Regions from separate parts of the Homo sapiens genome. Here regions 2, 3, 4 and 5 are each linked to region 1. The links are chromatin loops, found by intact Hi-C in ENCODE. Cell type or tissue: dorsolateral prefrontal cortex. All regions are shown on one strand.

Region 1 (5,000 bases):
AGGATGGAATAAAGCAAAGAAGGATTTCAACTGCAGCAGGAAGGAGCCGAGTTAGATATTAGATGAACCGACAGGTTAATTAAACAATTCAACTAGCTTCCAGAGATGACTTGGCTACTGCAGATTTAACATACGCATGATCTCCTAGATTGCCTTCTACTTTTATAATTCATTCTCAGATCAGATATACACTAGAACCCAAGAAGTCTCTCTTCTCTTCTAGTTCTTTCCAACCTAGAATGCCTATTTAGACCTTCGTCAAAATTCCGACTTGTCTTTGAGGTGCACATGTACTTTTACCTTCTTTTGGTCTGTAAGATCTTTAATTCATGTAACATTCTGTTACATAGCACTCCTTTCTCATCAATAACATATGCCTTGGTACTTTATTGTATGAGAATATAAATTACATTCATCAGGCTACACCACTGCCTTCTTAGTTAATTGCTAGGTAAGGTTTGTCTTGCCAAATGCATTGAAAGCTCTTTCAAATCAATTCAACAAATAGTTTTTGCTCTATGTGCTGGGTACCAAAGGGATCCTCTTTAAAGATAAAGAAAACACCACCATTGATCTCAAAGAGCTTAGTGTCTGGTGTGGGGAATGGCATGCACACAGCTAATTAAAACACAGAGCTGTGTGTAACATGGCTGTGGCAGAGACAGAAAGGAGGTATTGTGTATGGAAGGTAATGAGGGGAAACTTCATGAAAGAGAAGCGTTTGAACACAGGGTGTGAACTCTGTCAATCCCAGGCAGATCTGTAGTTCTACTGTGGAGCCCCATGTCTGGCACATAGTAGGCAGCTACTCATGAAATGCACTGGGTTGTATGAATCAGTGAAGACATAAATATATTTTTCCAGGCAAAGGCATGAAGGAAGTGGGATCTAAATGGAAGGATGAACTTCAACATTAAATAAAGGAGTCCATTTAGCTGGATTTTACATAAACGGAAAGTGAAGGAGATAAACTTAGAAAAGTAAGTAGGAATGAGATATTTCAGTCCTTGAGTGACATAATACATGGTTTAATCTTTATTTGGTAGGTAATGAAAGCAGAGTCGGACTTTGAACAGATGAACAATATGGTGGAGGCTTTTGATGTCAGTATTTTTATATCATGGTTCTTATAATAAATCTATATTGTATGGTAGATGCTCACTCATGCTTGAATTTGAGTTTGAGTTCTAAGTAAAAAAAAATGGCAAGGTTTTAAATAGAAATGATGGGAGTTACATTATAAAAACCACAGATATAACAGGTGATCTCATACTCGCAGTGCAGAAGGACATGGAGACCCCATGAGGCTGAGCAAGAGAGCTGGGCTTGGGGCCAGACCTCTCTGATCAGGCCAGGCCCTATCTGTCCGACTGCCTGGAGCGCCCCAATACGCCTCCCAGTGATGTGCTGCCTGACCCCAGATTGGCTTCCAAGCCAAGCCGAATATCCTTCAATTTCATTTTAAAGGAGGAAGTGCTTTGTTTTCAAACTTAGACACCCTCAAGAGATGCCTGCGTCAATATTTGCCTCCCTGGTATGAAGTTTTCTTTGTGGAAGCTGAATCTCTCAGCTGAAGCTTAACACCTCTTTCTGGGAAACTAAACAACGAAACTTGAATTTGAAAATTGACCTTCATCGGATGTTAATTAGCCTTCTTAAAACATTGATGGTTGAGAATGATAAGAACCAAATGATGTTTATGGAGTGCGCAGGGTGTGCAAGGCCCTGTGCAGGTGTCTGGGGGGTGGGCTTTGGAGAACTGCCAAGGTATGAATGCTGGTTCTGCCACTTACTAGTTGTTTGTTCCTGGAGGAGCTATTACCATTAGTTACTTTCCTAATTTATAAAATGAAACCAATAAGGCCTGCCCTACAGATCTTTTCTGTGGGTAGGTACAATGCACAATACAGTCTCCGCTTGCCAGTTAAAAAAAAAATGTCAAGAGAGGTCTCTGCTCTCAAAGAATTTGCCATCTAGTTAGGGAGACGAGGCGGGAGCATGCAAAAAGTCAATTAGTAACAAAGGATTGAAATAACAATTCCAGACAATAACAGAAAAGATGTCACAAGGCTGTATATGATTAATTGCCAAATGAATTTTTCACACAGTAAGAATTCAAAGAGAGAACATTTAGGATTGGGACATCTACCAAGTTCATCATCCCGTCATTCCGCAACCTTCCGTGCAGCGAATCCTTCCTGTCCTCGCGCTCACAGCCCATGTGGGATCCTGGGCTGGTCTGGAGGGCATCTGGCATTCCACATGGGCCTCCCGTTATTGGAGATGTGGTCTCTCCCCAGTGGCGAGGCCGTGTTCCAAAGGAATATCCTGCAGAATACTCCAAACCCAAGATAACTGTTCCAGTATGAATGGAGTGCCAGGTCTCTTTCCATTGCAAGTGGCGAACATGCAACTGAATCCAGCTTTGAGATGTGGATTTATCCACTCAATGGCTGGAACAATCCAGGTGCAATTCCTGGGAGCAGGCACGCTGGATGCATGGGCCGAGCCTTCCGGGGCCCTGCCTGGCCCCTCTCTGGCCCTTCCCAGGCTGGGGTGGGGTGGGGTTGGCTCCCTCAGGCCAGCCCTCTCCGCAGCCAGCGACCCGAGACAGGGGCACCAGTATCCGGGACTCAGGCTGGGGCAGTGGGAGCACACACGCATGCGGTCGCGGGGCCTCGGAGAGGGGCAGCTCAGAGGGGTCGGGTCTGGGAGTGAGACCACAGCGCGCGCCCGGCTCAGGCAAAGCCCGCGGCTCCCGCTCCCGCCGCTCAGTGCACCCGCGGGAAAGGCAGCAAAGCGAGCGGCGCCCCAGTGACTGTGCGGCCCGCTCGGCGGGGTGTGTGCGTGTGTGTGTGTGCGTGTGTGTGCGTGGTGTGTGTGATGTGAGTGTGGTGCGCACACGGGTGCCGTCGGGGCGCAGGCGGTGTTTCCGGGCGGGTGCCCTGTGGCTCCACCAGGCAGTGGCTGGGCTCGGCTGGGGCGTCCGCCGCGGGCTCCGGCGCTGACGGGCGCCCTCTGGCGGCCGCGCGGACGAGGTGCGGTCCCGGCGAGGCACTGGCGCGACGTCCGCCCCGGCCCCTGGCGCCCCCTTGCGGCGGTCTCCGGGCAGCGCGTCTGCCTGGGACGAGGTCGGCTCGGAGGGGCCCCCGGCACCCTGCAGGCTGGCGACCTCTCCGGGTTGGTGGGCCCCGCCCGGGCCGCGAGGAGGCCCAGGCGCCGGGGCGGGGAGGCCGCGCATGGGGTCCGCAGCGGCGGGACGGGCCGCGGGGGAGAAGCGGTCTCCAGAGGGGCCTTGAGCCCCTCGCCCGGCTTCGTAGCTGACAGGGCCGTGCCGTGCCGAGGGCTGTGCCACTCGGCGCAGAACGGGGTGGGGCGGGGGTAGTAAGAGGGGAAAGGGGGATGGGCGAGGGGGAGGAGAGGATGAGGAGGAGAGGAGGGGAAGGGGGATGGGCGAGGGGGAGGAGAGGATGAGGAGGGGAGGAGGGGAGGGTGGCAGGTGGGGAAGGGAAGAGGGGAGCGTGGGGAGGGGAGGATGGGGAGGATGGGGAGGAGGGGAAGAGAAAGGATGGGGAGGGGGGAGGATAGGGAGGAGAGGAGGGGTGCGGGGGAGGGGAAGAGGGGAGGGTGGGGAGGGGACGGCGCAGCGGGTCCTCTGCCTTGGGCAGACCCGGCCTTCCCTTTGCCCCAGCCGGGTGGAGCCCGGCTCGCCTACCCAAGGCCCCAAGACTCCAGCGCGGGAGCTGGTGGCTTCCAGGGGCTCCCGGAGTGGCCCAGGACCCCGGGTCGTGCGGACGCGGGGCTCCTCTAGAGGCTGGAGGGGAGCCGAGGCGGAGGCCCAGGCCCGGGCTTGTCCTGCCCTTGGCCTGGGGAGGGGTCCCTGAGCCGGGAGCTGCTCTGGGCCCGGGTCACCCCCGGCCGTCTCAGGGCTCTTAGCAGCAGGAATGGCGCCAGTAAAGAACGCGCGCTAGAAGGAAACGGCAGGACTCTGGGCACACTCGGGAGCAGGGACAGAACTTCCCGGGGCTGCTGAGGGACGCCTCCCAGGGGACCGCGCTCCCGTTGGGATGCAAGGGACAGATGCCTGGAAGAGAAAGGGCCTCACAGCACACGCTGGCGGCTGAAGGCTGCTGAGAAGGGTGGGGGCTGTATGCGGAGAGGGGCGGGGAGGGGCGCTGCCAGCGCTTCACCTGCCATTCGAACGGCGGGGGCTGGATGTTTACTGTGGCCTCAGTTTCTCCTTCTAGAAGGAGATTCTGGATTGGGTGATGAGTACCATTGATGTACCCCACAAAGCCTCCCCCTGGGGTTAAGAGGAGGTGCTTAGGTCCAGTAGCAGGATCCCCCTAGAGCAGGAGTGCATTTAATACACTATTGGGCTTATCCAAAGGGAGAATGTGATAGAAGCCTCCGTCTGTCATCTCAAGAAGAGAAGTCAATCTACTCCAGCTCAGGATGTGGAAAACAAAAGACGAGCTGTGAACACCAAATACAGTCCTGTGTAAGAGCGCTTCATTCATTCGCTCAGCCACTTGCGAATTCCTTACATATTCGTTGAGCTTGTGCTTTGTAGCACACACTGGGTTACGAATTGGGAAAGCAGAGAATCATCAGCCTCAGTTCCTAAGTTGCGGAATCTGTGATCTAGTGGAGGAGGCGTTCACTTAAATGATCAGCAGGATGCCGCATCCTCAGAGATGTCTGCTAGGTGGTACCAACGGGGCTGACATCCCAAAGGAAACGGAGAATTAACTGTTCAAAGAGCCCTAACCCTCCAGATGGAAGCACCAAGTCCTGTAAATATAAGGGATGGGTATACCTCCCCTCTCCACCAGGGACATCAGATGCGCCTGTCACCCTGAAGTCAGGAGCACACTGGGATGCTGCAGGAGTGTCCTACAAGGAATAGCTACATTGATTATCTCGGCTTCGGGTCCTTCCAATTCTAACACTTCCAATTTATGTTTGTGGATATAATGTTGAAACTGGTCCTCTCACCA
Region 2 (5,000 bases), 730 kb before region 1:
CCCCTTTCTTGAGGGGAGTTGTTGAGGGTGGTAGGGAGAATGGTGGCCACATTGTCATATTTTGACCAGCACTGCCCAGAGCCGTGTCTCCCATGGTCACGTGTAGGACACACCAGTGTATCCCTCTGTCTTTGTGCAGCTGGGTCTGCCGACTCTGGGTTTAGGGCCTCTGGGCAGAGCACACGCTGTCCCTGGCTGGCCTCCGGTCTTGCTGCTCTGCCGGAGGCCAAGCTTAGCAGGGAAGGGCTCTGAGACAAGCATGTGCTGACTGGGTGGCCCAGAGTGCCTCCTTAGGGCTGGTGGCCTGAGTCTCAGGGCTTTGGGTGCAGGGGAGTAAGGAGAACAGGGGTGGAGCCGTGGGTGTGGAGAAGGCAGCCACAGTCTGGCAGAAGCTAGTTTGTGAACATGAGGTATATTCCTACTGGGGCCCTGGGCTCTCTGTTGTTGAAGTGTGGGGCTCAGAATTTATCGCCAAGAGCAGTCATTGGCTGTATTAGTTTTCTATTGCCGCCATGACAAATGATCACAAACTGAGGTCTTAAAACACAAACCTATCATCAGACAGTTTTGTAGGTTGGAAGTCCAGCTGAGCTAAGGTCAAGGTGTCAGCAGGGCTGTGTTCCACTCTGGATTCACTTTCTGCATTCACTTGCCCTTTCCAGCTTCTGGAGTTCTTCAGCTCATGGCCCACTTCTTCTGTCTTCAAAGCTGGCAACCTTGCATCTCTCTGACCACATCTTCCTTTGTGACCACAGCCGGGAAGGGTTTCTCTGCTTTTAAGGACTCATGTCATTAGACAGAGCCCATCTGGACAGCCCAGGATAACTCAAAGTGCTTAACCTTACTTACAGCTTCAAAGTCCCTTTTGCCATGCTAGGTGACCTATGCACAGAGTCTGGGGGTTTGCACGTGGCTGTCTCTGCTGGTACACTATTCTGCATACCACTGTAGTAGTATCTAGACAAGCCTGAGCAAGACCCTAGGAATGAGCTGCTGGGAAGGCCTGGCTCCCACAGAGCAGGGACTCTGGGACGGGGACAGTTAGGGAAGAGACATAGCGTGATATTACTGTGACTGGACTTTCAGCCTTGCTTTGGGCAGTGTGGAAGTGTGATGGCTAGATGCTCATAAACTCATTTCTTCTTCCCAGGGGCACAGCTGACATAAGCCTTCCTTATAGTTGTGTGGGGCCACAGGACTGAGTTGCGGCCAGTGAAATGTGGGTTGAGGTAAGGCGTGCTACTTCCAGGCACTGACCATGTGATCCTCCACACTGGCAGGATGCACAAGACCCAGGGGAGGCTGCTGAGCGCTGGTGATGGAGAATCAGCCAGACAGAAGACATCTGTGTGGGAGCTGTGACCCTCCCACACGTGTGGGATCACAATATGAATGACCACAAGACTCTATAGTGTTAAGCCATTGAATGATGGGATTCTTAGCTACCGGAGTTAGTCTCCCCAGAATAATATAGATATTGATGCCAGAAGTGGGTGCTTCCATAATAGAAATGCCTAAAACATGGGATATTGGCTTAATAGTCAGGCTGTGGGTGGTGAGGAGACACATCCAGGAGGCTGGAAGGCTGTCAAGCCCTGTGTTGTTGTGGCAAAGTGTTTGGTAGAACTTCACAGTGATGATCTGGAAGGGAGACCATGTGCCTGAGATTTTAGCACTAGGGGAAGTGTTTAGAAAATAGAACATTAGCAGTGTGTGTATATTTATGTGTGGTGGGCTTCTATTGTCTGCCTTTGGCAAAGTATCACAAGAAGAAGGAAGTTAGGAAATAATGAGCTGATTTAAAAGTAATATAAAAAGGGAGTAAGAAGAATGCAAAAGTGTGGTGCCTCAAACATGTTCCAACTATTATTGCTGTGTAACAAATTACCCTAAAACTTAGTGCATAAGCCATTTCTTACACTCCTGGCATCTGTGCATCAGAAATTCCAGCAGGACACAGCAGGGACATCTTGTCCCCGCTGCACAATGTTTGGGGCTCTGCTGGAAGACTTGAAGCTGGTGACTGGAATTATCAGAAGGCTGGTTCACTCGTGTGTTTGGCAGCTGATTCTGGCTGTTGCCTGGAGACTCAGTGCCTGTCCACATAGACTTCTCCCTTTGGTCTCCCCATGTGGGTTCATTTGAATTTCCTCACAGCGTGGTGGCTGGGTTGCCAGGCAGAAGTTCTATCACTTTACCACCTGGTCTCGGCAGTCAGGTGGTGTCACCTCTGCCTGATGTCAGTTGTTATTACCAAGTCACTAAGGTCAGCCCATATGCAGAGCAAGGGGAATCACGCTCCACCTCATGGTGGGCTGAGTGTCAAGGCTCTGGGAGAACACGTGGCGTTGGCAAGATTGTTATGGCCATGGCCCGTTTTGGGAAAATCCAGTCTGCCCCAGAGGGGTTGGAAAAGCTGGCTGCTTCCTTAACAGTAAGGGATGGGATTGAGAAGCATTGAGACAGAGACCCAATAACATGTTTCGATTGAAGAAAGTGATTTAATCCTGTAGCAGAAGGTTAGACTGGGATGCAGCTGTCCCATTCAAGCCTACTGTTCCACATAGTCTCAAGACAGCCGCTGAGAACAAGAGAGGTGGGAGGTAAGGGAGGAGACAACGAAATCAAGCACATCTTAGAATTATGTCTAGGAAAGAATCTTGAGAGTGTTTGCTTTGCAAATGGAGCTGCCTGGAAGCAAATGGATCAGACATGATTAAGTTTTTGAGTTCAAAAGGTCCACTAGAGGACTCTAAGACCCTACAAGATAGGGGAGCCAGGGATGGAAGGAGCCCAGACCCTCCTGACCCCCACACCTGCTCCTAATCATCCCTACTGGTCCACAGTAGACTGGGATACGAGCAAGAAATAAGCCTTTGGGGTTTCTGTAAATAGCAGTTAGTCTACCCTGACTAATACAAGCTGTTTTCCTGGCATATCCTTTGAAGGAATAGTAAATAACATTTGTAAGTGAGTCCACTTCTCTAATGGCCTGGCACACCAATTCCCTGCCTCTCCCACTCCCGCCAGCCATGGCTGATTACTTCAAGGATGTAGAGATGACAAACCAAGCCAGCCGGATTACGGACCTTGGGCATTTGGAATTGGGAGTTTAGCAGGCTGGTGTTTTGCATTTAGGATGAGATAAGCCCAGTGGATCTGGTGGGCTATGCAGCCGCTGCCTGCTGCTACACACAGAAGCAGGGGCCTGGGCTGCAGAGATGGCACTGCTGAGCAGATAGAGTGAGAGGACGCCATGCCCTGGGGTGTCAGGGAGGCGTCCCAGTGCTAGCCTGTGTCCCAGCTGTCGTTTCTTGGGTTCTGTGAGGTTCCTGAGTCATCTGATGGATTCCCTCTGGCCGAATCTAGTTTTAGTGAGTTTCATTTATCATAAATAAGTGTTGATTGAGACACAAGCAACAAAGAAGAGTGATCATGATATTTTGGGTGGAAAGAGGTTACAAATAGATTGTACATTATGATTTTGAACTTGTGACCATAATTATTATATAGATATATAAGAAATGTAGAGTAGACACCAACATATAAACAAGGGTTATCTCAGGAGCTGGAGGAGAGTATAGGTAATTGGTATTTAATTTTTCCTTTTTGCTGAGAATGTATATTGCTTATATTGCTTTAGTAATCCGAAAAAAATCAGGTTTCTTTTATATTATAGATTTGGGGGTACATGTGCAGGTTTGTTACAAGGGTATATTATGTGATGCTGATGTTTAGGGTACAACAGAACCGTTCGCCCAGGTACTGAGCATAGCACCCAAGAGGGAGTTTTTCAACCGTTGCCTTTCTCCCTTCCCCCTCCTCTAGTAGCTCCTACTGTCTACTGTTTCCATCTTTATGTCCATGAGTCCCCAGTGTCTAGCTCCCACTTACAAGTGAGAACATGTGGTATTTGGTTTTCTGTTTCTGCATTAATTTGCTTAAGACAACGGCCTCCAGCTGCATCCATGTTGCTGCAAAGGACATGATTTCATTCTTTGTTATGGCTGCATAGTATTCCATGGTGTATGTGTACCACATTTTCTTTATCCAATCCACCACTGATGGGTGCTTAGGTTGATTCCTTGTCTTTGCTGTTGTGAACAGTATTGTGAGGAACATATGAGTGCATGTGTCTTTTTGGTAGAATGCTTAATTTTTTTCGGGGGGTATATACCCAGTAATGTGATTGCTGGGTAAAAGGGTAATTCTATGTTTAGTTCTTTGAGAAATCTCCAAACTGCTTTCCACAGGGGCGGAACTAATTTGCATTCCCACCAGTAGTGTACAAACGTTTTCTTTTCTCCACAACTTTGCCAGCATCTGTTATTTTTTGACTTTTTAATAATAGTAATTGTGACTGGTGTGAGATGGTGTCTCACCGTGGTTTTCATTTGCATTTCTCTGATGATCAGTGATGCTGAGCGTTTTTTCATATGTTTGCTGCTTGTATGTCTTTTTTTGAGAAGTGTCTGTTCATGTCCTTTGTCCACTTTTTAATGTTTTTTGTGAGTTGAAAGTCAGGGATTTTTTTTTTTTTTTTTTTTTTTTTTTAGATGGAGTCTCGCTCTGTCACCAGGCTGGAGTGCAGTGACATGATCTAGGCTCACTGCAACCTCAGCCTCCCAGGTTCAAGTGATTCTTCTGCCTCAGCCTCCTGAGTAGCTGGGACTACAGGCATGGCCACCACACCTGGCTAATTTTTGTATTTTTAGTAGAGACAGCATGTCATTATATTCGCCAGGCTGGTCTCAAACTCCTGACCTCATGATCCGCCAGCCTCCGCCTCCCAAATGAAAATCAGTTTTTAAATATATGACCTACCTGAAAAGGAAACTGAGGAACACAAAACAAATTGAAAAACAGTTGGCAGATTTCTGGTTGGCAGGCTTTCACGTGGGCATGTCTCCCCTTGTAGAGGGGCCTTGGGTTTCCCATTCTGCACCAGCTGTGAGCCTCATTCAGTGGCCCTCTGTCCCTGTATTCTACCACAGTTCAGC
Region 3 (5,000 bases), 750 kb before region 1:
GTGTTTAGTGAGCCTTTCCCTCTGGGCTGTGACCTTTCTGTGTGATTCTCAGCTTCCCCCCTCATTGACCTTAGGAAAGACAGGAAGGCTAGAGGGGAGGGTCTGGAGTTGGGTATTCCCCTTCTCCCAGGCTGGCTTGGCCCTGGCAAAATAGTTTCCCTTGAGGGTGGGCTCTTGTTAAGGAGAACAGAATGCTCTGGACATATTTAAAAATGGCTACTTTCCCCTTCTCTTTTCATTGTGAGGAGCTAGTAGAGCTCCTAAAGGCAAAACTCATGAAAGTGTGGGGATCCCCCCAATGACTGGGCCCTGGACTTTTTAATAGTCAACATTGTCCACACTTAGCCTCCAGCAATTTGTCAGTTACAGTTTAGGTAGTTTAGGTTTTCCTGCCCAGCACTGTTTCCTGTGGAATTTTGTGTGCCTGGTCTTCTGTCCAGTAAGTTGTGAGTCTCTGTATCCAACTTTCTGCCTTTCCAGTCTTCAGGTCAGTGGTTTGCCTTCTGAGCTCAGTTCTCTGAGGGATTTAAGAAGAGTTGTTGATTTTCAATTTATTCAGTTCTTATTGTTAGGATGAGAGTGATGACTTCCAAGCTCTTTAAATATCAAACTAGAACCCGGAAGTCTTATTGAAGTATTTATTGAGTGTCCACGAGAATGACCACTGATGTTCGCTGAGCACTTTCTATATGCCTGGTCCTATCCAAGGACTTGAAATGTATCCAAGCACTAAGCCAAGCAGGCTTTGGCATAGATATTAGTATTATTATTAGAGAGGAGATAACACAACACGTAGGTTAAGTACCTTGACCAGAGTCACTTTGGTGACTGGAGAGTGCTAGAACCCCAGCCTGGCTTTCTTGACCACTTTGTTATGCTGTGTGTGCACCCCAGACCAGCCCTGGGAATACAGCAATAAATAAGACCCACCTGGTCCCTGCCCTGGTAGAACTTTCATTTTGATGAGGCAGATGAATTTTACACAAACTCATTAGTTGTGAGTCACAATTTTCATAACTACTTGAAAGGTGAAGTCTTACATATAATGGGAACTTGCCTTACTCAGAGAAGAGAACCTAGATTTCTATTTTAAAATCGTCATCCCCATTTTACAGATGAGGGACAGTCAGTCCAGAGAGGCTAAATAGCTTTCCTGATGTCATCCAGCCATGAAATGGCATAGCCAGAGTTTGAATCCAAATGGTCTCATGCCAGAGCCAGTGTCCTTAACCCCTGCCCTCTCCAGCAGAGCTGGGTGAAGGATCAATTCGGTTGTTGTTGGTGGTGAGCTTTACCTGCCAGACACTGCACAAGGAAGGGAGAGAGGCTAAGGTTCCTCCCCTGCCCCACTCTTCCTAGGGGCCAGGACACCTGGACTTTCTCTCCCCACCACCTTTCCCTCCCAGCCTCCCTTTGCCTGCATGCTCCAGTAAGGTAGGGCGAGGGAGTAGAGGATGAGTAGGAGGTAACCAGGCAGAGGGGCAGGAGAGCAGCCAGCCCTGGGCAGCAGCAAGTGAGAGGGCTCTGAGAGGGGAGAGAAGTCTGGCTTCATGGACACACCAAAAACCTATTCTGGCTAGATGGGAGAGAGGGAGTGAGAGGGGGCATGGGGGAGGCTGTCAAGAGGCCGGTTGGGCCATGTGGCAAGTGGAGACCTGGTTAAGGATCCTGCCTTATCCCAGCAGAGACAGGAAACAGGATGTGCAGGAATGTTAAAGCAGGAAGTGATTTTACACGTGGAGACAGGCTGTGCCAAAGGACGGCGGCAGAGAGCCCAGGAAGGATCCACTGGGCAGTGGCAGGTTCGTGTGAGATGGGAGCGGCGATCTGGCGATACATGGCTCCTGGAGTGGGGGAGAAGAAAGGTCCTGGGGGCACAGTTGGGGGATGGTGCTGCCATTAGCTCAGGTAGGTGGGCCTAAGTTGAGGAAATCAGTTCAACTTGGGTCCTGAGTCTGGGTCCCCATCAGATATCCCAGTGGTGATGGACACACAGGGCCTGGGTCCAGGGGAAGCTTGGAGAACACTGAAGGCAGAGAAGTGGCACAAGCCCAGGCTGCTGGAAAGGGGGTCCTGCCTGCTCGAGAATAGCTGCAGCCTGGATGTCAGCGGAGGAGAGGGGTGGAGAGGAGGTAAGCCGGCCTTCCTCAGAGCCCTGAGGGGGCTGTGCCCTTCCAAACGCTCACTCAGGTTTCTTGGGAAGGCAGGGAGCGGTGCTTGGCTTGCCAGAGCCCATGGTGCTGCTGCAGGGAGCACCTTTCTCTGAACTTAGTGGCCCTGGGAAGCAAGCAAAGGGAGGAAGCCCTCTCTCTCCACTATTGCAGCTGAGAAGCTGTTTCACTAGAAACCACCAGATGGTGACGTTTCCACACAAAAACCACATTTCCTGACGGTGACCTGGCCTTCCCTTTGAGTCAGCTCCTGCAGGCTGGGCCAGTAGAGATTTTAGCACCGTTTGGGAAGCCTCTGAAGATGGAGCACCTCTGAGTGTCTTCGTGTTGTTATGAATACAGTTCACATCCACCTGCCTGAACCACATAGCACCTATTCTTTCCAAGAACATTTGTGGAGCATTTATGCCCAGCACTGGGCCCGTGCTGTGTGAGGATACCCAGGTGAATGTTCTGTTATGTTCTCAAGGAGCTCAAATGGGTAGAAGGGCTGACTGCAAACAAATAATGAAATATTGTGTGAAAATAAGCCAAAAGGGTATAAATGGTAGAGCACAGAAGGGAGTGGTTTTCTCTGCTTGAGAGAAAAATTGTCAGCTGATTCCCAGAGGCAGTGATGCTTAAGCAGAGTTTTAGAGGCTTTCGCCAGGCTCTGACAACCAAGGAGAGGTCCTCCAGGCAAAGGGAAAGTCCAGTCCATGTCGCAAGGATGGAGGAGGGTTAGGGAACTGGGCCTGGCTGTCTGAATGTCTGGAATGCCGGTATGGTGGGTGGGGGTGTGGTGGGAGGAATGGCAGGAGAAGAGGCTGGGAGGTGGGTCAGGTGCTGAGAGGTGACAGGTGGGTGCAAAATAACCCCATGAAACTGGCAGAGGACCCGGGGGAGGAAGCATGGAAGAGCACCACGCTGGTCAGGTCTGGCTTCCCAGGGGAGAGAAGATGGGCCCAGGAAAAGAGGGGGAACACACGGCTTGCAGAAGGGGCTGGAGGGCAGCAGCCGGACAGGAATGGCTGAGTCACCCACAGGCTCCCACTGTCTGTCTCTCGCGCGCATCTGGAGTTTGGGGAGAGAGGGACCCATATTAGTATTATAGCCGCAGCTCCATCAAACCTAGGGTGGAAATGAAATCATTAAGTGGCTCAAATGGAGTTTTGTTCTGTGCATGATTAACCCCAGGAGGGGAGTTTGGGAACAAATATGCCTCCTCTACCTGTATTACAGGGGGACTGAGCTACGGTAAATTAAAAGAAAATCACTGGCAAATTTGGGACCAGTCAGCTGTGACCAAGCCATTTGTGTAGTTAAATGGAGCTGAAAGAACTAATCAAGGCTTTGTGGTCATGGATCCTTTGAGGGGAGAGGTGAGAGCTGGGGGTGGCAGGTGGGCGGGAAGCCAGTCCAGGAGGCCGCAGGTGGAGGTCTATCAAGGGACTGCTTGGTGGGGGTGGCAATGTGCGGTGCTGGCCTGTCTCTGTCTTGCAGGTCACTTCCTAATAGGACCTTGTTAATTCTGGACAGAGACAGGGGGGTCTCATGTGAGACAGACTCGTCCAGGCAGAGTCAAGCTCGGGAACACCAGAGAGACAGGGAGGGTGTGCCCACGTCCACCAGGGCAGGCGGCCTCCTGCGTGGGTCACTGCAGGGAGCAATGCGAGGTGCTGCTCCATGAACCGCACCCAGTGTTGTGAAGACCAAGCCACTGTCCTGGGGTGTCCACTGCGAGGTGGGGTGGGGCTCTGTCCCATCCCGAGAGGCGGAGTTTAGACACCCAGCCAAACCGGGACATGAAAACCGGGCGGGTGGTCTCCGATGCGGGAGAGGCTGCCTGGCGGGGGGCCAGCAGGGCAGGGGCAGGCGGAGGGCGGGGGTGCGCCGCGGGAAGGAGTGGAGCGGGCAGGGAGGCCCCGGGTTCCAGCGGGGCCTGAGACGCGCGATCAGGGCGCCGCGCGGCCGCGGAGTGGGGTGGCCCACGGGAGCCCAGACCCTCTCGGGGCTCAGCGGCCAGGGCGGGCGAGGCGCCCGCACCACCAGGCGACCGTGCGACGGCTTGCAGCGCTCGGCCACTGACCCACGTCATCCACGGGCCCGAGGGACCCCCGGCCCGACGCCCAGAGGCTTCTGCGGCTTCTCCCTTCGCGGGCCGGCCTGGGGAGGGCGCGGCACCACCCTGCCCTGAGGGACCGGGAACCTCGACCGGGGAGGCCACCCCGCCTCCGCCCGGCAGCCAGACGCAGTGTTCGACATGTTTTCCAATTACTTGGCAGGCTCCGCAGCGATGCTCGAAATTCATTTTCCATCCCGAGAGGGGAAAAACAAACGCAAGAGAAGGCAGCAGCTGCTCTCGGCGAGTTGGGAAACTTCGCCGCAACCAGCCGGAACCGGAGCGGGGCACCGGGCGGCTCGGGGTCCCCACCCCTTCCCCCACCCCCGCACCCCTGAACCCCCTACCCCGCGCCCCTCCCTCACCCCCGCACCCTCCATCCCCCTCCCCCTCCCCCTCCTCGCCCGCGAGGCTCCCCTGACTGTGGCCCCGGGCTCCTCCCGCCGCCCCTCCCCGCAGTCCCAGGCTCCTCTCCCAGCTCCTCCCCCCAGCCTCGCATCCCCCGCAGCCCCGCGTCCCCCTCCCAGCCCAGCGCCCGTCCCCGCTCGCTCCCGGAGCCACTGCCCTCCCCCGTCAGCCTCCTTCGAGCTTATTCTCTGGGCCTCTGGACCACAACAAGGTCCGCAGCCCGAAGGTCCCCAACCGGTGGGTTTGATCGCGGTGGGGAGGACAGGGCAGGACTTCGCGGGGCGGGCGGTGAGTGCAGAAAGTCCACACCCGCAGCTGCC
Region 4 (5,000 bases), 74 kb before region 1:
GCAGAAATTTTATTATTCACTGCATCCCTGTCTTCCCTCTAATGTGAGATTGACAATCTGCCATTTAGTGGCCCCTCTGTCAGTCTTGGTGCAGAGCAAATACCCTGTGGGACAGAAGAATGTGTCCTTGTGAGTGAGAAGCACATAGCTTCTTGCCACTGCCTCTAACATTTAGGGCCACTTGTTGTCGGATCATAACTGAACCTGTCCTGACTGAGGCATACATCGTGCCCCAGGGACCTCTGACCTCTCCCTTTCCACAGGAGCCAGAACCCAGGGCAGAGCCCTCATGGGAATGAAGCATCCCATTCAGAAATGCTTGTCGGGATGCAGAGAATGGGCTAACATGTTTTCAGATGCCTAGGTCGTGAAGATTTCTAAAAACCCCGCATCTTATCAGTCTCACTCAGGATCAGCAAACCACCTTATTTCACTTTCCATTAGCTTGGGAGTGCTTTGCAGAAGAGAGAAGAAAAGGCAGGAAAGACTTCCCAAATCATTTCAGGAACTGGAGAGTGATTTCACTCATCTTATTAACAAGCCTGTGATGAAGGGAACATGCCACCTGAGTGTGCAATTCATCGGTGTCACTGTTTTGCCTGGTTCAAATCAACTATGGGAGATAGGCTGTTGACCACATTTCTGCCCTCGCTGGTGGTACGAATGGCCCCCTCCAGACAGGAGGAAAGCAGTCAGCCCTCCCTGAGAGGGGTTCTTCAGGATTTCCTTCCCCTTTCTAATGAGGGGCTTTCATACCTCCTAGAAATTTTTTTTAATTTTCATTTTATTTTATTTTATTTTATTTTATTTTATTTTATTTTATTTTTTTAATTTTATTTTTAGACAGAGTCTCACTCTGTCACCAGGCTGGAGTGCAGTGGCGTGATCTTGGCTCACTGCAACCTCCACCTCCCAGGTTCAAGTGATTCTCCTGCCTCAGCCTCCTGAGTAGCTGGGACTACAGGCGCCCGCCACCATGCCTGACTAATTTTTGTATTTTTAGTAGAGATGGGGTTTCACCATGTTGGCCAGGATGGTCTCTATCTCTTGACCTCGTGATCCTCCCGCCTCAGCCTCCCAAAGTGCTGGTATTACAGGCGTGAGCCACCATGCCTGGCCCTGGATCTTATTTTTAGAAATGAATCTGAGATAGGAATATAGTATTTGTATTCTTGACACCTTCCTTATAATTATCATTTACTTGATGAGATTATTGCTTTGTTTTGGGTTTCTCAACTAAGCCTCTCATTATATTTTGTTCGGAAACACAAACCATCTTTGGGTATGGGGAAGAGGACTTCATTTCAGGAATCGGTACGGGAAGGGACTTGCCACACCTTCTAGAACTGAGTGCGTAGAACGCAAAAGTCCAACAATCCAGCCCCTGTCGGTAAAGCCCCAAATAGAGCCAAGCACCTGCCACTGCTGGGAAATGCATCTCTCCACCCTTATCTTTTTCCAGAGCCAAGTTCCAAATGCACATTGAAGACAAAGCTGAAATGTTTGTTTCTCCTTTCCCCTATTATTTTTCAATTTTCTGTGGCTCTGCACTTCCTGCTGGCCCTCACCAGAGACCTGAATACAGATCCCAGAGATGCAGCCTCTTGTATAACCAGTGCCCCCCGGGGCAAGCAGAATGATATGTTTTTGGAGATGTGCATTTTTTCTTTGCTCATTTTCTTGCATCAACGCAGAAGAGGAGGTAGTATGGGGTCTCAGATTTTTGGAAAGTAAAATTAAATTAGCAGGCTAGGTGGACACACCAAAATTGGACAATTTAGGTCCCATTTTCCTTGAGTTGTTTAGACAGATGGGTACAATTTTCACTTGCAGTTTGATCCAAAGGGGGAGTTGATGACTGGTTCTGAAATGAGCTTCCTTTATCCCTCCGTGAGCTAGTTGGAAAGATGCAAAGCAGAAGCCCAGGAAGCTGCTAACCAAGGAGATGGGGTGGCAGAGAGGGGAGCTGAGAAAAAGCGGAAGGATGGGCATTGCTGATAACTCCTCAGCTAAGCTTGCTGGTGATTAACCTGGTAATAAAAGTCAACTCTGTGAGTCAAGCCTGGATATGAAGAGAGAGCCCAAAATGGGTATAAAACAATCTCCCTTTGCTTAGAAATTGACAGCTGACGTTGTGTCCCCTCTGGGAGCCTGCAGGAGGCAGCCCAGCCCTGCTAGCATTCTGGGAGAGCTCCGACTGCAGCTGCCTGGACCTGATGAACAGCGAGATGCTTCCTTACAAACTCGATAGGGCAAAAGTTTTATCCGCAGCTTTTAATTTGTAAGGTCTTGTGATGGTTTTTCATAATGATGACAGCCTGCCCGTGGTGCCCGCAGTACACCGTGTGCGCGCCGACTTTTTCTTGTCCTTCAGCAAGAGCTATTTTGCTCATTAGCTTCAGTATGAGGGAGAAATTGCCGGCTCCCTCTGAAGATTTTGCCATTGGGTGACCTGATAAGCAGAATGCAAATGTGCAAATGTAGCCGGAGCCCAGCATCTCGTATCTCCGTGGCTGTAAGGATGCATTTCTTAAGTGGTTTCATGAGCTGAAACGTGTGGGGTGAGCAGGGAACAGGCTGCTGTGAGTGCTGCTGAGGGGGTTTGAGAGGCAGGGTTTCCAGGTGTTCTTAGTCCAGCTCCAGCAAGAGAGAAACTCTTAGGTGTCTTACTCAGGTTTTCAGGCAATTCATTTACAGCAACAACAAAACGAAACTCTACTTTTTGTTCTGCTTGCTTGGTGTTATTTTTAATTTTAGTTAGAAGTAGATTTTCTGTTGTGGGGATTCCAAATAGACATTTACCCAAGGGACACCATTTAATAGACATCCTTTGCAATAAACATTGGATTTTCTTCATAATTCTTTATAGGTAGCCTTGTGGTAAATTGTTACATATTACTTTTATTTTATGAACAACTCAACAACTTTTCATTAGCTCCTATTATGAGGAGGATTCTCCACTAAGGGGTGATGCAGAAACATGGCTCTTGCTCCCCAGAAAGTCTCAGCCTAGAGGCCTGATGAGAGGAGCAAATAGAGATGACTGGAATGCATGTGCTCAGCTGGCTGGTCTCTTGGCGTAGGTTCTGGGAATTCTGGGAACATAGAGAAGGGTCAGGAAGGGGCTCGCCCTCCCCACAGACAGTGGCGGTAAAACTGAGTCACCTAGGCTGAGGAAGAGTTGGCTAGATAGAGAAGAAAAACCCCGTAGAAATCTGTGCCTCCAGGTGGCTGCTAGGATCTTGAAATAAGATAGGCAGGGTGAAGGGTCCAGGTAACATGTTGAGTAAGCAGGGGGCAGTCATTCTATAGCATGTTGTAAGAGGGTGGGGATTAGATAAGGATCGTATAAAAATGGGAGCTCTGTTTACCATGCTAAGAAATTGGGATTTCATCCTCAAGATCAAAGGATGACTTTAAAAATTGTGTAAGGAGGGGAGTGATAAGATCTGATTAGCCTTTCATAAAGATTCGTTAACGGCAAAGACAATGGACTGGTGAGAAATGAATACTGGTGGCAGAGTGTCTTGCTCTCCGATGGGTTAAATAAGAAATAAGATCCCGACCTTGCAAAAAGACACAGGACTAGAGAAGAGGGTGATTTGAGAGATACTCAGTAGGTACAAAGGTCAGGATCTTTTAATAGTTTGGATATGGGTGGTGAGAGGAAGAGGTGAGCAGGGATGGTCCCCAGGATTCTGATTCTGGAAAGTGGGTAGATGGAAAGCTGTGTCCAAAATGGGGACTGGAGGAGGAGGAATGAGCCAGGAGCAGGCATTCAGAGAGGAGATGTAGGTGTAAATTTAAATCTGCGGAGATGTCAAGTAGGCAGTTGAATAAATTTGAGTTCAGAAAAGAGTTCTGGCCTGCATGTAGATATGGATATAGACATATAGATGTATAGATTATATATAGTAGCCTGCTCGGCATAGTTAATCTGAGGGTGTGGGCTGGGTATGCGGGTGAAGTAAGGAGGCTTGGGGGCCTTTGCATGCAAGGAATTGTAGAAGCCCAGGAAAGATGAAAGGAAGGATATGGCCAAAAAGGTGGAGAAACTGCAGGAGCTGGTTTCACGGAAGCCAAGGTAGGAAAGTGTTTGGAGGACAGAGTGGTCAGAATGATCCCTAAGAAGGAGACGGGTGGTGAAAAATGATCTTTTGAAATTTACAAACTAGAGCTCTTCAGAGCTCGACAGATTCAATATTACAGTAGAAGCAGAAGGCAGATGATAGACGGAATGAAGGGTACAGGGAGGTGAGAAAAGAGAACTCCAAATGTAGACCACTCTTTCATAACATTTCTCTGTCAAAGGAGAAAAGGTGATGCATTCAAGACAGTAAAATGAAAGCAGGGATGGAGGCAAGTAAAGAGTCCCTCCTCTCACAGACTGTTGGTTTTCACTAGCAAGTATTTCCTCCTCCTCCTCCAGTTCTCTGCTCTGGCATTAAGAGACCTTCCCAGTAGCATAAGAGGTGAATTTCCCCTCAAGTACATACTCAGAGTGTGCCTCCTGTGGAAATCCTCAGCAATCTACACTAACCCAGGAATAGGATAAACAGGTTGCACTCTAATCCCATCTTGTATCACTCTTCTGGAAAGACACAAGCAACGGTTCTGGTGCAAAGTTCTCTGAGATAAGAAAAATTGCAATTCAAGGCAATGCAGAGCCGTGTCTTCCGTTCACAGAAACTTTGATTCTCATCTTTGCAAAGCTCAGCATTTTACTATCCTCCTCGCTATTCTTCCTTTCTCAGGCTTCACATTCCCTCCTCTTTTTTCCTTCTCCTTCTATTGGCCACCTCTCAGTCTGAACTCTTTCTCACTTCCCAATGTCCCCTCAACTGCTCATGACATATTTTGATAGTATTTTCCCTCGAATGGGCTTGAATTGTTTTCCTAATAAGTGGTGTTCCTCTGTAATTTTCAGGCAGCTTGTTAAGATACTGTTTTTTTTTACTTCTATTCTTTTTTATTATTATTATTTTTTAATGCTGATAATT
Region 5 (5,000 bases), 80 kb before region 1:
GAGCAGATCATCTCATCTTTATGTCACAGTTCCGTCATTTAGAATATGTGGATATTAATAGCACTTACTACTACCTGGCTATTGCATGGAGTAAATGAACTAGTGCATGTAAGGGACATATAACAGCTCCTAGCACCTAGGAATTACTATAGAAATGCTAGTTACTATTAAGAATTTATTTAGAGCACTGACTCTTCTACTGAACTGTGAGGATCTTGTAGGCATTGGTCATTCCTTAATGTTTTTATATTTTTTTCCCCAAAGCAAGCTTAGTTACTGCTGGTTAAAAGAACAGAGTGACTTTCATATAAAAGTGACTAACACAGCATCTGACAATTAATGAATCCAGTGAGTGAGTGAATGGGTGAATATGGAGTTTGTGGAATAGTAGTTGACACAGAATAGGCATTCGCTAAGTCTTTCAAGATGAAGAGGCATTGTCTTCATCACCGAGGCATCCGCTGGCCTTACAGCTGGATCCCACTGAGTCTTCAATTGCTTTTATTGAGGTATTCTGCGGTTGTGGTGTCCTAGGTCAGATTCTTCTTGTGTGGGATTTCAGGGTCCAGGGACCAGGGTGGTCTGGAGTTGTCAAAAAGCATCCTGGAGAAAACACGTGAAGTGAGCTTCAAGAATAGACCAGTAATCAAGAGCCTGGGGAGGAGAGAGGGCCTGCCAGCGCACAGCTTGGGTCTCCTTTTGCTTGATGCTGTGTGACAAAACAAACGTAAAACACAGGAAACAAAAAGCTGAGGGCACAGCCTCCACCCTCGGGGAAAAGACCATTATGTTAATTGGATAAGAACTTGGAGGAAATTTATTCCAATTGACCTTTAACTAGGAGAAAATATAAAATATTTGAAAACTTGGGAAGTATCAAGGCCCTAGGCTTACAGACAAAGAGGGAATGAGTTCCTCTGCAAACCCAGAGGAGCTGGGTTGTCCAGGCCCAGGGAAAAGGAACCCTTCGTTGAAACAAGGGTCCCTGGCCAGGGAGGGTCTCCAGGAGGCTCCTGCTGCAGCCAAGGTGCAGAGTTTTCTGGATGAAGGGGAGGGGCCCTTCCAGACCCTGTATACCTGAGTCCCTGGGTCTGAGCAAGCGTGACCCTGCAGAAGGCCTTTCTGCACAGCCTCAGCACCTCAGCTTTGGCACAGGAAAACCCTCGTCCCAGTGCGACTGGAGAGACAGACCATCTGCCTACACCAAGCCTCTGCAAAGCCCAGCAGAGAGCTGAGGCCATGCGGCTGCGCGGCAGCTTGCTGGACTGTGGCTCGGCTCACTGTAAGTGCTCTGGCTGTGACCAAATCACAAATATGTTTTGCTCTGAGTACCTTCCCCCTTAATTTTTAAATGTATATGTATTTCAAGGGAAATGAAATCCATGGGTTTCTAGTTCATTTACCCTTAAATCATTAAAATGCTGTTTAAGAACATTAGGCATCCAAGGAGCTTTTCCAGCTATTCTAATAAGCATTTGAAAGACTCTTTTCTCCCCTCAGGGACAGTTTCATCGGAAGCAAATGGACTCAGAGTTCCAGAGGATGCAGTTTGGTTTGGAATTCTATGTCAATGTTTTATGTAAGGCAAGGGATCCTAATCCTGGTGAAATATACAATCCCCTCAGTACAGGGAAGGCAGAAGAATAATTCTCTTGCTTTTACTGACTTTGGGTCTAGGAGAGCGCCTTTAACTTACACCTGGAATTATTGAGGAATAAATTGAACAGGAGATAACATTTATAGAGCACTGACTGCATACCAGCTCCTGGGCTCTGTGCCTTAATGTCTGTCATCCCTACATAATTACAAGGAAGGAATTGTCCTCGTTATTCAAATGAGGCTTAGAGAAATGAATCCTCTTACCTGCGGTCTCGAGTGATGGCACCTGAATCTATCATTCTGACTCGAAGCTCTTTCCCATCTCATGGCCTTGGACATTTTCCCAGGGTAAGAGTACCAGCTGGCTTTTCAAAGCACTGACAAGGTGCCCAAAACATTACCAAGAACATTTATTCATTCATTTGAGAAACATTTGTTGATGGCCCCAGTTCCAGGCACTAAGTTAGTACTCATACTGACCCCGCAAGAGAGGCATCATAGTTTCCATTCTACAGATAAGGAAAGGGTGGGTGTGTTGGGAAACAAGGCTCAGAGGGTCTGTTACTTGCCCAGAGCCACTTGTCTTTCTGCCACTTACCATCTGAGGCACAGAAGCTGCAGGCAAGGGGAACTCGAGGGCACTGCACTGTGGCTGCTCTGATCCGAGCAACTTTTTAAAAGTGACTTGGTATAAGGTCACTTAATACAGGAGCAAGTTAGCTCATGCCGTGGGTGGCTTCAAAGCCCTGCCCTTTGTGAAATAGGCAGAATGGCTGCTCTATTTTAAGTAGAAATGTTGCGTGTAAGACGTCAACCCCTTATTGGTAGAGGGGGAGGGACAATCTCATTCAGTTCATTAACAGGAGAGAATTTATCCACATAACACAGAAACACTAAGTCAAAAGCCGTATGAGAGATTTCTAATGAAAGTCTGGTTGGGGTTGCTGTGTGAGCAAAAGTAAAATGAAATTTGGGAGGGAGTAATGGCGCCTACTCATTTGAACCGCAGCTGCTATTTCTCTGTCCAGTATAATTATAGCGGAATTAAAGGAGACAGGAACACCTCTTTGCACTGCTAAAGTTAAAAAGTGGGTGGGAGAGCATTCTGAAATTAGTCCTTCCTGCAACACTCACACTGAAATGTTTGGAGAAAAAGGAACCACTAGAGGGTGCTGTCCAGACAGCCAGAAAGACGGAGAAGAGGCTGTGGTATACACCATATACTGAGATTGTCAGGAAGAAATTCATTCAAGAGGTATTGCAGTGGTCTGTAACTTTCAAACAAACTATTATTCCTGAATGACTCCTGCCTTTTAAACGTCTATGAACATGCCCCTTCCTGTCTGGTAGGAATGAGCCTTTGCTTTCTTCATGGGATGGGTGAGAGAACAATTTTCACTCTTGAGCACTGCCTCATATTTTCCTGGTATGTGCTCCAGGATTAAACTTTCAGATTTATTACATTTTCTATCTATGCAATTTTTGTCCTAAGGTCGTCACAGCAAACACTTCCACAGAGTCTCGGAATGTTTTATAAACCAGTCATGCAGGAACACGTGCTGTGGTGTAACATGCTGCCCCCAAATTAGAGAATGCTCAGCTTCTGTCCAGCTTGCCTAGCATCTGAAATAATGAGAGTGGCAAGGCTCGTAAGAGAAACGGAAACACAAGAAACATATTAAGACCTGGCACACAAATAAATAAAGTTTAACTGCACCAATGTCATCTCACAGTGGGAAAGTGATTTCTAAAAAGTTTTCAGACACACTACCTATGTTATCATTGCATCTTTGTAATGACGTCGTGCCTTAGGAGAGCCTTTCTTATCATTTCATACACTGTAAGCAGAGGCCCAAGGTGGCAAGGTCAAAACCGCAAGGCTGGTTACTAGCAGCGTCAAGATTCAAACTCTGGCTTTCTTTTTTCTGAGTCTGAAACACTCGTTTCGCTACTATGAAGGATTTCTTGGTTTTCAGTAGGCATACTGGTGAAATAGATTCATCTGGGATTTCTGGTAAGGAAACAACCGTGTATGCATGGAGCAGCTGAAGCCCGTAGCAGAAGGGGAAACACGCTAGCCTCTGCTATCTTTCCGGCTGACACAAACAGGGACCCTTTTCCTTTCTTCCCTCGTGGCTGTAACTGCAAAGTTTCTTGCATGAGGACACTGTCATGATGAACGGCACCCCTGTTTACCACCAAATCGGGTTGATGTGGCCGGCAGTGTGTATGTTTCTAAACAAGCCGGCAGCGGCAGTCCCAGATCCACACCCTCTCTCCCTGCACTGCCAGCACTGACATGACGGGAACCTGGCCGGCCCCCCAGCCAAAGCAAGATGGATTGAGATACAGAACTTTATTTTCTTTTTAAGCAAACATGAGCTAGAGTTGCTGTAACTCAGCCACGTTCCATTTTATCTTCATGTTAATGAAACCGCACAGCAAAATTCTGGGGCACGTGGAGGGCAAAGTCCGCTGCCTGCTCACCAGCCCTGAGAGTGCCTTCTTGTTGCTTCTGGGCCTTGTCCTGCACGTCTCAAAGGATATCGCCCATTTCATGGCCTGTGAGGCCATCACACCCCTTTAGTGAGAGTTCTTTCTCTCCCTCTCTTTCTCATCTTTTCTGCAGTGTAGACAATTTGCATGCACTTTCCCTTACCCCTGCCCTGCCAAGATCTAGGCATGGTTGATAGTGAACTGAGTAGTGTTCAAATTGGAAGAAAAAGAAAATCCCTGTCCCTCCTTTCAGTGGTTGAGGAAGTGGTCAATACAAAAGATCTATGTAGCATCATTTTATACAAAAAAAAAAAAAAAAAAAAAAAAAGACAGAGACTGCCTCTCTTACCTGTTACTTGTTGTGGTTATCCCTGATCTAGCAAGGAAAGTGTCACTGGAGGGTACCGGGAGGCAGGCACTGTGCTGGGTTTTGAAAATGGTTTTGGTTGTGCTGTTTTTCAGCATTGTTTTCTTCTGTGTCAAAATATTATTCATATACTTGGTTATAGATGCATTGAAATCCCAAGATATGCGTAGAATTGTGTTTCTTGAGGGTAGGAGATACAAACAAGTATATCCCACTCAAGATTATATATACATATACACATACATTTCCTCAGTTAATAATCAAATTACAATACAGTATATATTTCAAACTTCTCCATTTGATGTGAGTTATGGGAAATGCTAAGCACTGTTTCCATTATGTGGTGAACCTCAATATCGGCCAGCTGACAGAACTCTTCGGGATCCTCTGTAACTGTTCCCTAAGCTGTCCTGCCAGCCTCACTTATCCCTGCAAATAGACTATCTTTCTGCCAGCTGCCACTCACAGCTTTAAATCCCACGCTCCTGTCCATGCTATTACTCAGTTCTTAGAACACCTTCCTCACGCTTGTCTACCT

What was found. Hi-C counts contacts between places; a loop is a spot of excess contacts. Peaks named below come from ENCODE experiments on the same cell type or tissue, not always from the same donor. Only the 100,000 strongest peaks of a DNase experiment are listed, where the experiment ranks them.
Region 2: a loop joins it to region 1, with 4 times the contacts of the local background. A loop is called at or near these places in 9 of 110 quality-filtered maps.
Region 3: a loop joins it to region 1, with 9 times the contacts of the local background. A loop is called at or near these places in 70 of 110 quality-filtered maps.
Region 4: it touches region 1 in a loop (9-fold over the local background); 55 of 110 quality-filtered maps call a loop at or near these places.
Region 5: a loop joins it to region 1, with 4 times the contacts of the local background. A loop is called at or near these places in 55 of 110 quality-filtered maps.

The regions. Positions count from the first base shown.
Region 1 is chr11:133,081,005-133,086,004 of GRCh38, reverse strand. All of the region lies in intron 1 of OPCML (opioid binding protein/cell adhesion molecule like), which reads left to right. Among named protein-coding and RNA genes, the nearest start is that of OPCML-IT1, 280 kb to the left of the region's middle. RefSeq lists a silencer at 2,833-3,192. In dorsolateral prefrontal cortex, CTCF peaks have their summits at 2,828 and 3,029 (motif pointing left); a DNase peak (open chromatin) is centred at 3,004; H3K4me3 peaks cover 857 bases; H3K27ac peaks cover 728 bases; H3K27me3 peaks cover 1,220 bases.
Region 2 is chr11:133,812,937-133,817,936 of GRCh38, reverse strand. No RefSeq gene overlaps it. Among named protein-coding and RNA genes, the nearest start is that of LINC02743, 5.1 kb to the right of the region's middle. In dorsolateral prefrontal cortex, no CTCF peak of the experiment used is centred here; DNase peaks (open chromatin) are centred at 1,586 and 2,056; H3K27ac peaks cover 1,202 bases.
Region 3 is chr11:133,832,732-133,837,731 of GRCh38, reverse strand. It overlaps a transcript of SPATA19 not described here. Among named protein-coding and RNA genes, the nearest start is that of SPATA19, 10 kb to the left of the region's middle. In dorsolateral prefrontal cortex, a CTCF peak has its summit at 2,366 (motif pointing right); a DNase peak (open chromatin) is centred at 2,391; H3K27ac peaks cover 474 bases.
Region 4 is chr11:133,154,539-133,159,538 of GRCh38, reverse strand. All of the region lies in intron 1 of OPCML (opioid binding protein/cell adhesion molecule like), which reads left to right. Among named protein-coding and RNA genes, the nearest start is that of OPCML-IT1, 210 kb to the left of the region's middle. In dorsolateral prefrontal cortex, a CTCF peak has its summit at 2,170 (motif pointing right); a DNase peak (open chromatin) is centred at 2,209; H3K4me3 peaks cover 749 bases; H3K27ac peaks cover 1,035 bases; H3K27me3 peaks cover 1,172 bases.
Region 5 is chr11:133,161,409-133,166,408 of GRCh38, reverse strand. The region is part of intron 1 of OPCML (opioid binding protein/cell adhesion molecule like); the gene reads left to right. Among named protein-coding and RNA genes, the nearest start is that of OPCML-IT1, 200 kb to the left of the region's middle. In dorsolateral prefrontal cortex, a CTCF peak has its summit at 2,769 (motif pointing right); a DNase peak (open chromatin) is centred at 1,207; H3K27ac peaks cover 654 bases.